Regions from separate parts of the Homo sapiens genome. Here all the other regions are linked to region 1. A link is a loop called in an ENCODE intact Hi-C map of the cell type or tissue named here. Cell type or tissue: heart left ventricle. All regions are shown on one strand.

Evidence for each region. Hi-C counts contacts between places; a loop is a spot of excess contacts. Peaks named below come from ENCODE experiments on the same cell type or tissue, not always from the same donor. Only the 100,000 strongest peaks of a DNase experiment are listed, where the experiment ranks them.
Region 2: it touches region 1 in a loop (2.5-fold over the local background); 4 of 110 quality-filtered maps call a loop at or near these places.
Region 3: it touches region 1 in a loop (2.1-fold over the local background); 19 of 110 quality-filtered maps call a loop at or near these places.

The regions. Positions count from the first base shown.
Region 1 is chr12:11,890,934-11,893,433 of GRCh38, reverse strand. ETV6 (ETS variant transcription factor 6) reads right to left here. Exons shown (of 8, transcript NM_001987.5): 8 at 1-2,493. The coding sequence ends at 2,388. Among named protein-coding and RNA genes, the nearest start is that of BCL2L14, 180 kb to the left of the region's middle. In heart left ventricle, a CTCF peak has its summit at 1,255; a DNase peak (open chromatin) is centred at 1,483; H3K27ac peaks cover 1,304 bases.
Region 2 is chr12:11,620,883-11,623,382 of GRCh38, reverse strand. No RefSeq gene overlaps it. Among named protein-coding and RNA genes, the nearest start is that of ETV6, 28 kb to the left of the region's middle. In heart left ventricle, a CTCF peak has its summit at 1,209; no DNase peak of the experiment used is centred here.
Region 3 is chr12:12,016,919-12,019,418 of GRCh38, reverse strand. No RefSeq gene overlaps it. Among named protein-coding and RNA genes, the nearest start is that of BCL2L14, 53 kb to the left of the region's middle. In heart left ventricle, CTCF peaks have their summits at 1,191 and 1,392; no DNase peak of the experiment used is centred here.

The DNA.
Region 1 (2,500 bases):
CTGGGATATTGCTTTAAATATAGAAATGCTTGGGGCAAAAGGGAATTTCCCTCCATAATTCAACTGTTAAGATTCTTTGAACAGTAAGAGACTGAGTTCTTGCACTTGGGTGAAGAGGCCAGACTGAGAGGCTCTAATCCTAGCAACATCATGCCCTGGTCTCTGATTTCATATTCATACAGAGGGATGCAGTAAAAAATCCCTTTCTCTCCATTCTTAAAATCAGTGGCTTTCACAATACATCAGGTATTTGGCTTAATCTCTGCATTTCAGATAGAATACCAGTCATCTTAGAGGCTGAAATAGGGATCACCATGTCCTACTGAATGCTCTCAAAAGACACCTGCAGCGTGCTGAGATCCAGCAGAATCTCATCACCATTCAAGCAGACTGAGACCCACTCGCCTCATATAGAAGGTCCCTGACCTCCCGGAAGGTTGAATGGTGGGGCGCCTGTGACAGTAGGAGTGGGCTGGCTATGCCCGTGTGTCTACCTGTGCTCTGATAAGAGGCAGGGACAGAGCAAGGCTGAAGAGAGCCTTGATCAGCTCCTCAATTCCAGTGTCCTTGAACCATAGTCCATCTGTTTGCACCCTAGGTTGGTGTCCTTGTCAGTAAGGCCGAGGGAAAATTCCTCTTGCCTGTGTGACCCAAACTCTACATGTCTGACTCAACTCAGAAAAAGCTGGGGAGAAGCCCAGGGGTCTGGTAACTTCACCTGGGAGCTGCTGCTGAGGGCACATATGTATCCCGGAGGAGCTGTGAGTTTCTCCCCCAACTGAGTAGAGGAAACAGAGGGGAACAAGGAGGGGGTGCTTTGTAAGGCAGGTGTAATCTGGATTAAAAGAAATTGTACTCCAAATATTGGATTTCTGAGACCTATATTGGAAGAGTCAATTTAGATGGCTAGAAAAGGAAAAAAAAAAAAAATCTAAAACAGCTTTCAAAAATACTAAGAAGTGGCACTACCCTCATTTTACAAGATACCATCGATCTTATTTTGAGGTGAAAAAGAGCCACAAATGGGTCCTTTCTGAGACACAGCTATGAAAGAAAGAAAAAATAATGTATCCGAGGAATTTCCTGTCTGCCCAGGCTGGGCACACACTGATTGCAACTGAGACTGCCCTCTGGGATCCTCCGTCTCCAAAGCTCTGTGTCCAGTGGAGACCAGGAAACTTTAAAAAAGGTTAGGAATTGAAAAAAAAAAAAAAAAAAAAAAATCAGGTGAGGGCATGAAACTGACCACAAGATGGCCTTTGGAATGGAGCAGAGAGGAGCTTTTCTTTCTCACTAGCCTCTGTTACCTGCTTTGGAAAAATAAATCCCCACTGCAGAATATTTTTGCCCAGTTTCTGGACTGCTGGGCCTGTGTGGTCTTTTCATATTTTCCACTTTGCAGCGCTGCGCTCCCAAGCTAATCCCAAGCTGCCGAGGCCTTCCAAATAACTTGGACAGCCTTCCATCCTTATCTTACGCCTTAGACACATGGTTCTCACAGCCATCTCAGGGGCGGCTCTCTGGACTAGCATGTATCTGTCTGCAGCACAGCAGCATCTGTGATGATTTTGGCCTCCCTCAGATGGGTGGCCCAATGCTGGGATGCGGGTTTGATTCTGTGCTGCTGGCCACAAAGCACCCGGGTCACTGATTCTGTTTAGGTGCCAACAATCCCCAAGACTCTCCAAGAGGCTGAACTCTGTCAGAAGGCATCTGAATCTCAACTGCAGGCAGGGCGGGAGGACAGAGGGGACCAAGGGAAGAACAGAGCAAGAGAGAGAAAAAGAGAGCTCTCCTTTTCATTTTATCTTTTTTAAAAGCATTTTTTTTTTTCAGCCAAGACCCAACAGTAACAGGAACAGACCTGATCCACGTGGCAGGAAAAAGAGGAACCTGAACCCCTCTGCAAGTATTCTCTTTCCTGACCAGCTGGGCTTGCCGCACTTTGTGAGATTTGCAAAAAATATATATATAATAGATATATATTTCCATAGGAAAACAACATCAGATGTCTTCCCCTAGATGAACGATGAAGAGTCAAACTGCAGGTTCTTAAAACAAAAACAAAAACAAAAACACCATGATACTAACAACGGTGGAAGGGTGAGGGTGAGGAATTACAGATGGAGAGATTCCAAATCAGAAGGAAACGTGACATGGAGTCCCAGGCTCATGCCCTCCGCCAGAATTCCAGCCCCGCCTGTGCTGGGTAGTTTGTCTAAGGTGCTCCAGGGTCCCTCTTGGTCTGCAAGAGAAGTGTCCCTGCCATTTCTGGGTCGCTTCCTTTTCCACTCTCCTCAGCCCGCCTGCTCCGTCACACTTCCAGCAATCCTGGTGGGCAGGGGTTCCCTGGGCTGCTGGCCCGCTGAGGTGGACTGTTGGTTCCTTCAGCATTCATCTTCTTGGTATATTTGTTCATCCAGCTCCTGGGACTCTAGGTGCTCCAGACGGTCTGTTCGGCCACTCATGATTTCATCTGGGGTTTTCATAAACCTTTGGA
Region 2 (2,500 bases), 270 kb after region 1:
AAAGAAAACCAAGGTTAATAGATAGAACTGTTTATAAACCCAGTTTCTGAGGCCAGAGGGCAATCAGTTGAGAAGATTTCTGAATGTTGGGCTCAACGCATCTCTAGGTGATAGAAGGAGGACGGGCCGTGGCAGTCTGAAGTGTTTCTGGGTTTGTGGTTTGAATGTCTCTGGGAATGGCATATACAATGTGACAGTTATGGTTATTTCTCAGAGCAGAGCACGGAAGGGCCCAGTTTCAGCTTGCAGGGCTTTTTCTGGGTAGTGTCAATACGGATCTAGGCAGTCAGGTTTTAGTTCTCAGTGGTGCCAAATCAGGTGAGATTAAAATCAGAAATGTTAATTACTGACAAAATGCAAAACACAGCAGGAGTCAGTTTACAGAGAGGTTAAAAAAGCTGAAAGGCAGTGAACACGGCTAGAATTTGACAATCCACAAGGGTGTGCTATAGTTTTCAATTGAAACAGCATAGTTCTCTCTACAATCACCCCTATTTCTATGAAAGATAATCAAAGTAACACTATTTTTGTTGCAAAATAAGTCAATCTCATTGACCTTGGCCTGATTATTACATAAAAATAGCAAGAATAATGATTGACAATGTAAGCTCTTTTTGAGTCTGCTTTGTTGCAACTTTTAATAAGGAATTTCAGGTTAGACTGTTAAAGCCTATCAAAGCTGGAAACCAATCCATCAGCCTTCACCAGCAATACCTACAGATTTGGGTGAATTCCTTTTTTCTTGAGGTCCCCAAAATATTTTCAGCTTCCTGGGCCTACCAAGAAGTGACCTTTTTTACTCACCTGTTAGGTTGGGAACCCTGTTAATCAGGTACCAGGCCAATATTTCAAGGGGCTTTTTAAGCACTGGCTTCATAAAGTCAGCATTAGTTTTGTTACCAGAAAGGGGTCCTGATCTAGACCCCCAGAATGGGTTCATAGATCTCAAGCAAGAAAGAATTTGGGGCGAGTTCATAGATTACAGTGAAAGTAAGTTTATTAAGAAAGTAAAGGAATGAAAGAATGGCTACTCCATAGACAGATCAGCGCCAGCACTGCTGGTTATTTCTTGATGATATGCTCAACAAGGGATGGGTTATTCATGCCTCCCCTTTACAGACCATACAGTGTAACTTCCTGACGTTGCCATGGCATCTGTAAACTGTCATGGTGCTGGTGGGAGTGTAGCAGTGAGGACACCCAGAGGCCACTCTCATCACCATCTTGGTTTTGGTGAGTTTTGGCCGGCTTCTTTACTGCAACTTGTTTTTATCAGGAAGGTCTTTATGACCTGTGTCTTGTGCCGACCTCCTATCTCATTCTGTGACTTAGAATGCCTAACCATCTGAGAATGCAGCCCAGTAGGTCTCAGCCTCATTTTACTCAGCCCCTATTCAAGATGGAGTTGCTCTTGTTCAAGTGCTTCTGACAGTTCCTTAAAACTGTCTGATGTTATCTGATTTTATGTGCATCATCCTAAAATATGATATTCCAGTGAAAGCCTTGCTAATATAAGTAATATTTCAAATTGCATTCTGTTATAAGGACAAGAGATTCTTACTGAACATATGTAAATACATCACCATGAAAATAAGAATATTCAATAAAGATTTCCGAATTCTGGAAGGATCGGGTGGGGAGAAAAAGTGAATGTTTCTGGCGGGGCATGGTGGCTCACATCTGTAATCCCAGCACTTTGGGAGGCTGAAACTGGAGGATCACTTCACTGGAGGATCACTTCAGCCTGGGCAACACAGTGAAACTCTCATCTCTTAAAAAAAAAAAAAATAGCTGGGCATGGTGATGCACATTTATAGTCCCAGCTACTTGGGAAGCTGAGGTTGGGGGATTGCTTGAGCCCAGGAGTTCAAGGAAGCAGTGAGCTGTGATCGCACCACTGCACTCCAGCCCAGATGATAGAGTGAGACCCTGTCTCAAAAAAAGTAAATGTTTTATCTTTTCATCTTTGTTCACAAAGGTATACTTTACCAAGTTACTGTAAGTTATAGATAGCTTAAGAAAACAGAGAAAAAGGGTTTCTTAAATATGGAAAAACATTAAGGAACCAGTAATGTTTCAAACAAAAGGGCCATACACATTAGAATTATTCTTATCAGTTCATTCAGTCCCATGGAATTAATTCTTGTTTTGCTTGATGCTGTATTTGCAGCTTTATGAATTCATGTTTCTTCTTTAGTGTTTTGGAAATCTTTACCCAATCCAGTGGTATAATCTTAAATACTTGAGAATACCTCTCTGAGTCTTTTCCATGGTCTCTGGGAAGATGAAGCATTTTCACTTGTTGATTGCAAAAGCATTCAGAGAAGAATTATCATAAAACAATAATTGGCTGTGAATGGCAAAAGACTTACAAATAACCATGATTAAAGATCTGATGAGAGTTCATTATAGTGCAATTAACAAGGAAATTTGGTTATTTCTGTGGCTTACAGCATTTTATAATAGTAACTGTCCAGATAACACTGTATCAGGACATATG
Region 3 (2,500 bases), 130 kb before region 1:
AAAAAAAAGACAAGGAAGAATGTTAGATTGCAAAGGCAAAGGTATAGGACATAGAATTGTGCACAGAAGGTTGGGGGGCTCAGGGAAGGTAAATGGCGCTCACTCACCAACTTTGCTCAGGACAGACCCTAGTTTTCTCCTGGACATTGAGCGTATTCACGTTAGTCTCTCAGCCTAGAATGAACGGAATTTATTGTGTTAAACTGGTGAATCAAAGGGACATGAATGCTAACTGAGGAACAGCTGTGGGACTCTGCTGTGGGATCCCAGTTGTAGCAACTTGCTCAGGTGTCTGTGTGCAGTGTTGGCTGTCAGAGGAATGAGATCGAGTTTGGGTGGGCTACCTCTTATCCAGGTAATCTGGAATGCATTTCCCAGGCTCTCTGAGCCTCAGTTCCTAATATTATCTAATATTACTACTTATATCACATACTTTTTGTAATAATTAAGTGAAAATACTTGATCGCTTTAAAGTTCCAAACAAATCTTATTTTTCTATAAAACTTGTATGGAATATTATTGAAGTCCAACCATTTGTGTGTTCCAGATAAGGAAACCATAGTCAGAAGAGATTAAATGAGTGTTCGAGGCAATTAGCGGCAGAGGTAGGAATGGAATCCAGGGCTCTAGGAAAGGGAGTGGAGGCAGGACACTGTGGGCCTCTCGGGCCAGGTGAGTAGGTTCTGACCAGCCAGGGCCACTAAAATGGCAGCGAGGGGGGTCCATGTGTGTCAGCTGTTGGGTGAGGAGAGCAGGCACAGAATGAAGTCTTTCATAAGTGAGTTACTGCTTGGCTGTCTTCCCAGAACGCCTGCTAAGCCGAAACTGCCCAAGGGAAGGGGCCTGTGTCGATCCAAGAATCCTTACTCTTGTAAGTGAGTTTGGATGGACTGTAGGGACATCAGAGGAGTTGGAGGAGGTGCGATTTTCCTCCCTTAGCCAAGCAGGAGTGTGTTAGATGGGACTTAGTAGGGAGAGGACCAGGGAGCAGGGTGAGGGGAGTTCATCCCAGGTGCTACCTGGGCCTGGCTGGCAGAGTGGTCCTATGTGTGTAGGGGACAGATTCCTCCATGTCAGCCACCACCTTGTGTTTAGTACGTTGCAGGGGCAGGGCACCCCTTCTCAGGGATATGGGATGGACAGCTGCTTCCTAACATCCTTTAGGAAGATTTTCTCTGGAAAATGATGGACTGAGACAGGAACACACTCAGGAAATAAGAAGGAGAGGTGGTTAAATACCTCACAGTTTTTGTTTTGTGGACCACACAGAGGTTTGAATGCTTGAGTTCCTAGCATTTACTCCCAATCCCTTTTTCTCTCTTACTTGCATTCTCTGGGGGCTTTTTAGGGTCTCTAATTAGCCAACTTCCGTTCCTTCCTCCTGCCCCCACCAGGGTCCCTCCACTGTGAGGTGCTGCAGACTCATAAAACTTGCGGCTTCACCGGGAGCTCGTGGTTCATTCTGGCACCTGGAAAGCCTGGGACCAAATGATTCCTGATTTCTGAGTTCTCCTTTGGTTCCAGAGGGCTCAGGGCTGTGGTGTAGAAGAGGGGCTCATTCTGGCTTGAGAAAACTCAATGTTAATTTTCAGGATTTTTGTGATCTAGTTAACATAACACTGGCCACTTGAAATTGGCCAAGGTAGGAGAGTATTTACACCATGGGAGTTAGCAAATGCTATGAATCAGGGCATTTTTTCGCCAGATACTTGGTTGTTAACCTTTTACCAGCATACTGCTTGCTAAGGGAGGGGTGCAGGATTCAGAGAAGTTTTTGGAGCAGCTCTTATTCAAGTTCCCAGAGACCCCCTAGAGCTCCCCAAGAAGGTCCAGTGGCCTAATACCCTAATTCCAGGCACCAACCTGTTTGGGTGTCAGATACCCTGGAAGAGACTGGCAGGGGAGCCAACACTGAGCGATACTCTGGGCTGGACAGTGACCAGGCTCCTTCTATCCCATGCTCCTGGCTCCCATCACCTGGTGTGACTAGGGAACCGCTCCAGGGCACAGCAGCCACATTCTTTAATGTGATGGAAAGGCAGGCCCGGGGCTCTGAGCCTGCTTGGAACTCCATGCCAGGACTCTCCTCTTTCCCTTCCTTATCTTTGGATGGCAATCACACAAGACCCAGATGTCAAACTGTCACTAATTTCCTAACCAAGGCATGTGGTGTTTGGCAGGCCCCCAGGCATCTGACTATGACTTTGAACCACCTTGACCTTGTTTGTGTGATCAGCCCCTGTAGACATTGTACATAGGCTCTGCTTCCTCCTACCCCTCCAAAACTTTCTCTCCCAACCGCCATCTCCAACTCCTCATGAACACAAATCACAACACAGCAAAACAAAAAAATTGATAAACCAACAAAGCAACAACAAAAACAAATGTAACTCCCCTCTAAAAGGGAAAACCACAAACAACATCCTCTCCCACCACCTCGGGGGGAAACTAACTTGCTGTCTTCCAGAAATGATAGAAACATGCTATTGAAAAAGCACTC